Linked DNA regions of Homo sapiens: region 2 is linked to region 1. A link is an interaction called in ENCODE POLR2A ChIA-PET data of the cell type or tissue named here. Cell type or tissue: MCF 10A. All regions are shown on one strand. Each heading gives the region's core, and the rest is flanking DNA. Links, peaks and the distances in the headings are about the cores only.

The links. Peaks named below come from ENCODE experiments on the same cell type or tissue, not always from the same donor. Only the 100,000 strongest peaks of a DNase experiment are listed, where the experiment ranks them.
Region 2: POLR2A ChIA-PET joins it to region 1 with 5 read pairs; 19 of 35 experiments call an interaction of 5 or more read pairs at or near these places.

Annotation. Positions count from the first base shown.
Region 1 is chr17:75,691,368-75,695,751 of GRCh38, forward strand. SAP30BP (SAP30 binding protein) reads left to right here. Exons shown (of 11, transcript NM_013260.8): 4 at 2,073-2,115. Among named protein-coding and RNA genes, the nearest start is that of SAP30BP-AS1, 8.8 kb to the left of the region's middle. In MCF 10A, for the core only: no CTCF peak of the experiment used is centred there; DNase peaks (open chromatin) are centred at 174 and 2,404.
Region 2 is chr17:75,742,895-75,747,221 of GRCh38, forward strand. ITGB4 (integrin subunit beta 4) reads left to right here. Exons shown (of 40, transcript NM_000213.5): 26 at 819-967. Among named protein-coding and RNA genes, the nearest start is that of GALK1, 20 kb to the right of the region's middle. In MCF 10A, for the core only: no CTCF peak of the experiment used is centred there; no DNase peak of the experiment used is centred there.

The DNA.
Region 1 (4,384 bases), core at 100-4,099:
TTGCCCCATCATCTCTTTTCTTCCAGAGACGTGACTCAACAACCTCAGCTGAGCCTGGCAGCACACACACCCCACACTCCTTTCCATCTCCAGGTTCACAAAAGCCACAAGAAGCCACGGGGAGGCTCCTGGCCTCTTACTTTACCTAAGGAGGCCCTGAAGTGGCAAGTGTGTTTCCCCTTGAAGAGCCATTGCATGTTTGGTGACTAACTTCCTGTGGCTTTGGGGTAGACATGGTAGACTCCTTGTGTGGGGATTGGGCCTCTGCAGTTGAGTCCATGAGAAGGGGTGGGTGTGGTATGGTGCGGAGCCTTGGGGAAGGGTGAGTGGGGGCTGGAGGGAGAGTTAACGAATGGTCAGTCCCTGTATGATCAGCCAGCTGGCGGGTGAGGGAGGAGCTGATGTTTTCCTACAATCAGCACCCAGAAAGCTGTTCTCTAGAGGGAAAATGTGAGGGCATTTTACAGTCCCATGTATTGTTACTAACACTCTTGAACACTGGTTTCCTGAGAGTCACTGCTACAAAGGGATTGTTGGTCCCCTGAGAGACTGGCAGTCTCTATAGGGCTGCTGATTTATGACTGCGGCAGTCTCTATAGAGCCGCTGATTTATGACTGCAACCTGAAGTTGGTGTGGCAGTCCTCCAGGCGCGCCTCCCTGCCTGCTCCCAGCCTCCTCTTTGCCCACCTGATTGGCAGGGGGCAGTGGCTCGAAGAGATGGGTTGCTAAGCAGCCTGGCCTGGACGTGGTGCCCTGCCAGGTTGAATGAATAGCTGCAGTGTTCTGAGGAATGGGGAATTTGGCCTGTCCCAGCATCAGGAGGGACTTTCTGGAAAGGGGGCTAAGACTGAGTCTAGGTTCAGTGTGGGGAACTGGGTGGCCTTCCTGGCACCTTCCTTTTGGAGCCGTGGCGTGGTGTGCCATGTCTGTGTAAGTGGAGCCTGCGGAGCTCTGCACCTGTCCTCGAAAAGGTCTTGTTGCAGGGTCTTCCTGTCTCATCTCCTCCCTCACTCATCAGCAGGAAAAGACATGGCGTCCAGCAACTTTCTGTGAACTCTGCCTCTGCTGTTTTGATGATGAGCACGTGTGGCCCTTGAGATTGTTGATCTAACTGGCTTTGAGGGGCTGGGTGTCAGCAACCCAGAAATGGGGGAAACAGGTGTGTTCTTGCCATTTTACACTTGAGACAATGGAGGCAAGGGAAGACTTGTGACGGAGGGCTTGGACCGTGGCTTTCTCAGCATTGATTTTGGTTTAGATGAAACATTTACTACAGAACAGTGAAATCCAGAAAACGTCTAAGAAGCCTTTGCTCTCAGGTTTCTGCAGGACATGTGGATGTAGCTGTCATGGGACACTGTTTGCATTAGGGATTGGAGGAAGCTTTTCTTTGGAGGGAGTATAAAGCCAGTGTAAAGGGAGCTGAGAGCCAGAGAGAGGCTTCCTTGAGCCTGGGGCCTCTCTGGGATCCCCATTCTGCCACTTATTAAAGGTTTGCTGCATGCTTGCTCTGAGGTTCCATGAGCTGCCCCTTTATCCTCATGATGAAGCCTCCCTTCTTTGAACTAAAAATAAGAAGAGTATCTTGGGAGCAGCTAGTCTGCATTTTCATCTCGGGAGTCTGCTGTTACAAAGCAGTCACCTCTTGCTTCCTTGGTACCAGCGGTAGAGGTGGTGATGTCTGGGCTGGCCGGGCCCTTGAGCTCTGCACTCCATTCAGGCAAGCTTCCTCAGACCCAGGGGAGAGCAACAGGCAGGGTATACGTTGCCCAGTTGGCTGCAGCAGGCTTGCTGGCTTGTGTTCTCCTCAGCGATGGTGGGTTTGGTCACTGAAAAGGCATGGAGGAGAGACCGGCGTGGGGCTCGGGAGCATCCGGCTGCTGCGATGCGGGAAGAAGAGGGTTCGGAGGCTCGGGGGTGCCAGAGGCCCCTGAAGCATCAGCTTACCCTTAGTGTTCCTGGCAGTGCTTTTACTTTTTCTCCTTCCTTAAAAATCCTGAGTGGTCTCAGTAGAGAGTAGCTGGTTCAGGAGCCCCAGTCTTACCTCCTCGTATTTGTTTGTCTTTTGCAGGATAATACAGAAGCAGAAAAGCGAGACCCCCAGGAACTCGTGGGTGAGTATTGGGGGATCCTGGGGGCACGTTTCTCAGCCTTGCTCCTAGCAGCCTGGCTTCCAGCCATGCCAGGCCTGCCGCCCCACAGGGCTTCTGTCTGCTGTGAGCACTGTTGTCCCTTTGGCTCCCTCTCAGGGCTTTGGCATTTCCTAGGATGCCCGGGTGAGACGTCCAGGGAACAGTTCTTCTTTGGAAATCATATTTGTGGTGTGTTTTAATGGGCTTTGGTCGGTTGCCAGCGCTGTCAAGAGGGAATTCAGGGCACTCAGCTGGGAGCGTGTCTTGGTCTCTGCTTCCCCTAGTGCCCTGGGCTTGTCCTCTGTCTTTGCAACCCCTCCTCCCCCTCTCCGCTGGCATATGCATGCTGCTCAGGGAGTCAGCATGTGGCCTCTGCTGGCACTTTGCTCTGTCCCCAGGCAGGAACATGCCTCACAGCCCTGGAGTCTGGGGCTCTTTGTGATTTGGGAGGAGCAGGGACACTATGTTTCTGGAAAACAGCATACATCATCCAAGTCCTGTGCTAGCCCCAGCCTTTTAATCCTTTTAGAAAGCCCCCCAGCTCCTTTCACGTGGCTCCCAAAGCCCGACCGGGGGGCAGTTCCCGGCATCTGAGTCAGAGCTCTTGGTGGGGTTGGCCCTCCCTCTCTGTGGCAACCATTACCAGCTCTCCTGTCCGTCCTGCTGATCTTCACAAACAGGCTCCTGCCTCCTGCGGTCTTGCCTCGGTGGCTCACTGACTCCAGCCCTGGGGGTTCTGAGCCCAGGGACCACCTGGAAGCGCTGCCCCAGTAGTCAGTCCTTCCCACCCAGGCTTCCTCCCAGTAGGGCCTTTCTGCTGGGAGTTCTGCTACAAAGCCTGTTCTCCTTTTCCAGAACTAAAGGAGCTAGGAATCGTTCATTCTATTTGTCTTTTGAAGAAGGATTGGGTGGGAACACGGTAACGCTGAGCAGCCCAGACCCTCAGCAGGAGGGCCTTAATCCCTGGCCTCTCTGATGGAGTTTCAGTCTTTCAAATCCTATAAAAACCAAGATTTTCCTAAAACCTAGAGTTTCTTCTTTAGAAAGTGACGCCTTAGGGGTGCAACATTTGGCTTTGAGGGCAGAGGAAGCAGAGTGTGCATCTGCTGGGAAGCCGATGGCCGGCCCAAGGGGGCGATCCACGGGTCGGGCGTGGACGGGAGCCTTGGCCTCTTATCCCCGCCATCACCCGAGCCGACCCTGCTGTTTACTGTGAGAAACTACACGGCTGGGGATCAGAGAGCAGCCTGTCACGTGCCAACGCAGAGATGCCCTTGCTCTTGCTAGTAGTGCTGGGCAGGCAGTGGAATGTGTGTGGGCATCAGCCATCTCAGCCCCCAGTTGCTTCCAGAGCCAACTTGTCACTTTTTCTCCCTGTGCCACTTTTTGGAAATAGCTTTATTGAGGTATAATTTACATAGAGTAAGACTTGCCAATTTTACGTGTGCCATTTTATGAATTTTGACAAATGTGTATAGTTGTGTTAGCCCCACCACAATTGTGATACAGAACGCACCCATCACTCCGAAATGTTCCCTTGTGCCCCGACCGTGTTACAGGTGATTCCCTCCCTCAGCCTCAGGCAAGCTGTGATCTACACTCTCCTCACTATAGCTTTGCCTTTCTTTAGAATTTCCTATAAATCAGGATCTCCCCACCCTGGCCCTACTGACACTTAGGGCTGGATGAGTCTTTGTTGTGGGGCTGTCCTGTGCTTTGCAGGGTGTTTAGCAGTGTCCTTGGTCTCTACCCACTACGTGCCAGAGGCACTCTCCCTTCCCCAGATGTGACAGTGATCAATGTCTCCAGACATTGCCAAATGTCCCCTTGGGGCAGAATCACCCCTAGTTAAGAACCAGGGATAGAAAGGGAACTAGTGTTTTTGTCTGGCTTCTTTCACTCAGCACGGTGCTTGCAAGACTCATCCATGTAGTTGGGCATGTCCAGAGTTTCTTTTTGTAGCCAAGTAATATTTCACTGTAGGGATACACCACAGTTTGTTTACTGATTCACCCATGAGGACACAAATGGATCTTTAAGCGGCATCGTTTTGATTACTCACCATTCCTCATTGACGAGTAGCTAGTTTAGTTCCTCTTACTGAAGACGTAATTAGTTGAAGGACAGTGGCTTCCATTCATGATGCAGTGCCTGTCAGCCCCTCTACCTAAGCTTTTGTCCACTCTGGTGTCAGGACTCAGGTTGCTTACCAGGTATGGGAAGTGTGTCCATGCATGTAGACAGCCCCAGC
Region 2 (4,327 bases), core at 1-4,000, 51 kb after region 1:
ATCTGTAAAATGGGTAAGGGCTCTTTTACGGAATGCGTGGCTGTTCACCTCGCCACAGTGCCTGCCTGGTGGTGAGCGCTCAGTAAATGGAAGCTTCTGTTGCATCCTCATAAGGGCCAGCCCCTTGCTCCTCTCTATCTAGAAAAAGGGTTGGCCAAGGCATCACACCGTGGACATCTGACCCCTCCTCCCACCTGTGCCGGAAGCCACAGGCCTCAGGCCTGTTCCTGCTCTCCTCCAGCCCTGGGGCTGAAGGCTCCATCTCTGGTCCTGCCCGTGACTGGCCTCCCTCCTCTGCCTGGCCCTTCCAGGATGTCTGCTGGACACTTTGTTCCAGAACCACTTTTTTTTTTCTTGGGACAGAGTCTTGCTCTGCCACCCAGGCTGGAGTGCAATGGCACCATCTTGGCTCACTGCAACCGCTGCCTCCCAGGTTGAAGTGATTCTCCTGCCTCAGCCTCCCGAGTAGCTGGGATTACAGGCACTCGCCACCACGCCCAGCTAATTTTTCTATCTTTAGTAGAGATGGGGTTTCGCCATGTTGGCCAGGCTGGTCTCGAACTCCTGACCTCAGGTGATCCACCTGCCTCAGCCTCCCAAAGTGCTGGGATTACAGGCACAAGCCACTGCGCCCGGCCCCTCATCTTTTTCTGGAAGGATTTTCCGTTTCGCTCCTGTGCCCTTCCCAGAGGGCAATGCATAGAGGGAACCAAGCGGACTCCTGGATTCTGGGCTGGGCTGGGCAGGGTCACAGGAGAGCAGGAGGTGGGAAGGGACTGGGCCCAGCACACTCTGACAAATGCCCGGGCTCCTTGCAGCCAGAGACGTGGTGTCCTTTGAGCAGCCTGAGTTCTCGGTCAGCCGCGGGGACCAGGTGGCCCGCATCCCTGTCATCCGGCGTGTCCTGGACGGCGGGAAGTCCCAGGTCTCCTACCGCACACAGGATGGCACCGCGCAGGGCAACCGGGTGAGGCTGCGCCACAGGGTCGAGGGTGCAGCCCGGGGGGCTGCGTGGGCACCGCATTGGGTTCCCAAGACAAAGCAGCACATGGCAGCTGCTTGAGTCCCTGGATACTGGCCGTGCCCCTGGCTGGCCTCCCAAGGACACGTCCACCTGCTCCTGCCACCCTGTGGCAGGGGAGTCTCACCTGCCCAGGGTGCCAGTGACACGCTGGATGAGGCTCCATTGCTGCCAGGGACTCAGGCCAAGAGGGCTCGCTCTTTTTTTTTTTTTTTTTTTTTTGAGACAGAGTTTCGCTCTTGTTGCCCAGGCTGGAGTGCAATGGCACAATCTCAGCTCACCGCAACCTCCACCTCTCGGGTTCAAGCGATTCTGCTGCCTCAGCCTCCCTAGTAGCTGGGATTACAGGCATGTGCCACCACGCATGTCTAATTTTGTGTTTTTAGTAGAGACGGGGTTTCTCCATGTTGGTCAGGCTGGTCTGGAACTCCCGACCTCAGGTGATCCGCCCGCCTTGGCCTCCCAAAGTGCTGGGATTACAGGCGTGAGCCACCGCGCCCGGCCCAAGAGGGCTCTTTCTTCCTTCATGGGCCAGGGACCTGCCCAGACCATTCCTGTCCCCTCCTACAACTCAGGATCCACAGGGTAGCCAAACCTCTTGGAGATAAACTCCCCCTATATGCCCCAGTCCAGGGGGCTTTGGGTTTCTTGAGCTGGGATCGAAGACCCCATGTCCCCAGGCCAGACTCCCCAAGGGCTGTCACAATTTGCCAAGCAGCAGGAGCAACCCTTCAAGGCAGGGAGTGCCATGGCTGGACCAGCATCACCTTCACTGCTGAGCCCCAGTGCTGGGGTACAGCCAAATCAGGTGGCACACAGGCTGGACTGGGTTTACAGGCTTCATAGTTTTGTTTCTTTTGTTTTGTGTGGGGATTTTTTGCTTCTTAATTTTTGGGGGAGACAGGGTCTTGCTATGTTGCCCAAGCTGGTCTTGAACTCCTGACCTCAAGTGATCCACCCACCTCGGCCTCCCAAAGTGCTGGGATTACAGGAGTGAGCTACCACGCCCGGCCTAGTTTTTGTATTTTTAGAAGAGATGGGGTTTTGCCATGTTGGCCAGGCTGGTCTTAAACTCCTGATCTCAAGTGATCCGCCCACCTCGGCTTCCCAAAGTGCAGGGATTACAGGTGTAAGCCAGTGCACCTGGCCTTTCTAGTTTTTAAATGTTGGCAACAAATCCATAATTAAAAACAAAGGCGGGGCATGGTGGCTCACACCTGTAATCCCAGCACTTTGGGAGGCTAAGGTGGGAGAATCACTTAAACCCAGGAGTTCAAGACCAGCCTAGGCAACGTGGTGAGACCATGTCTATACATATAATTTAAACATTAGCTGGGCATGGTAGTGCATACTTGTGGACCCAGCTACTTGGAAGGCTGAGGCAGGAAGATCACTTGAGGCCAGGAGGTTGAGGCTACAGTGAGCCATGTTCATGCCACTGTACTTCAGCCTAGGCAACAGAGTAAGACCCTGTCTAAAAAAATAATAATAATTAATTTTTTAAAAATCAAACAAAAAAACAAAGAAACAAAACCTGGCTCAGTGCAGTAGCTCATGCATGTAATCCCAACACTGTGGGAGGGCACAGTGGGAGGATCACTTGAGCCCAGGAGTTGCAGGCCAGCTTGGGCAACATAGTAAGACCCTGTCTCTATTTTAAAAAAATAATAATAATAATAAAGGCCAGGCGAGGTGGCGTATGCCTGTAATCCTAGCACTGTGGGAGGCCAAGGCAGGTGGATCGCCTGAGGTCACGAGTTCGAGACCAGCCTGGCCAACATGGTGAAACCCTGTCTCTACTAAAAATACAAAAATTAGCTGGGCATGGTGACACGTGCCTCTAATCCCAGCTACCCGGGAGGCCGAGGCAGGAGAATTGCTGGAAACCAGGAGGTGGAGGCTGCAGTGAACCGAGATCATGCCACTGCACTACAGCTTGAGCGACAGAGTGAGACTCTGTCTCGAAAAAAGAAAAAAAAAATTATCTCAAAAGTAATAAAGTCTCGCCTCCCTGGGCCCACAGGCCCATTCAGCAAACATAGGGGAGCGCGTAGTCAGCAGGCCCGGGCTGCCTGGCCACATCCTAATTTTATTTACTTCTTTTTATTGACAGGAACTGTTCTCATTATTTTTCCAATGTCCCCCCATAAAAATTCCAAAGAATAATTTTTTTCTTTTAAGAGACAAGGTCTCCCTCTAGTCCAGGGTGGAGTACAGGGGCACAGTCCTAGCTCTCTGCAATCTTGAACTCCTGGGCTCAAGCAGTCCTTCAACCTCAACCTCCCAAGTAGCTGGGACTACAGATGTCCACCACCGCACGGCTAATTTTGTATTTTTTTTTCTTTGAGACGGAGTCTCACTCTGTTGCCCAGGCTGGCGCGATCTCAGCTTACTGCAACCTCCACCTCCAGGGTTCAAGCGATTCTCCTGCCTCAGCCTCCCAAGTAACAGGGACTACAGGTGCGCACCACCACACCCAGCTAAATTTTGTATTTTTAGTAGAGACGGGGTTTCACCATGTTGGTCAGGCTGGTCTCGAACTCCTGACCTCGTGATCCGCCCACCTCAGCCTCCCAAAGTGCTGGGATTACAGGCATCAGCCACCGCGCCCGGCCATTTTATATTTTTAGTAGAGATAGGGTTTCGCCATGTTGCCCAGGCTGGTCTCAAACTCCTAGGATAACATGATCCTTTTGCCTTGCCTTCTGGCTACCCTGTTACACTTGTATAAAGATGCTTTGAGGCTGGGTACAGTGGCTCATGCCTGTAATCCCAGCACTTTGGGAGGCCAGGGCGGGCAGATCGCTTGAGATCAGGAGTTCAAGACCAGCCTGGCCAACATGGCGAAACCCTGTCTGTACCAAAAATACAGAAAATTATCTGGGTGTTGTGGTGTGCACCTGTGGTCCCAGCTACTCGGGAGGCTGAGGTAGAGCCCAGTAGGTGGAGGTTGCAGTTAGCCGAGATAGTGCCACTGCACTCCAGCCTGGGTGACAGAGTGAAACCCCTGTCTCAAAAAAAAAAAAAAAAAAAAAGCTTTGATATTTGTTTTTTAAAACATTTTAATTTCTCACCTTTTTATTTTTAAAAACTTCAACTTACAGAAAAATGGAAGGAACAGTAAAACTAGCACCCATTTACCCTTTACATAGATTCACCGATTGCTAATATTTGCTTTCTCTCTCTTTCTATATAGATAGCAACATAGAAATATAAATAGAGATGTGGACATCTGTATCTTCACATTGATTATACTAGTACCTAAAATTAGTCCATATTCCAGCCAGGCGTGGTGGCTCACACCTG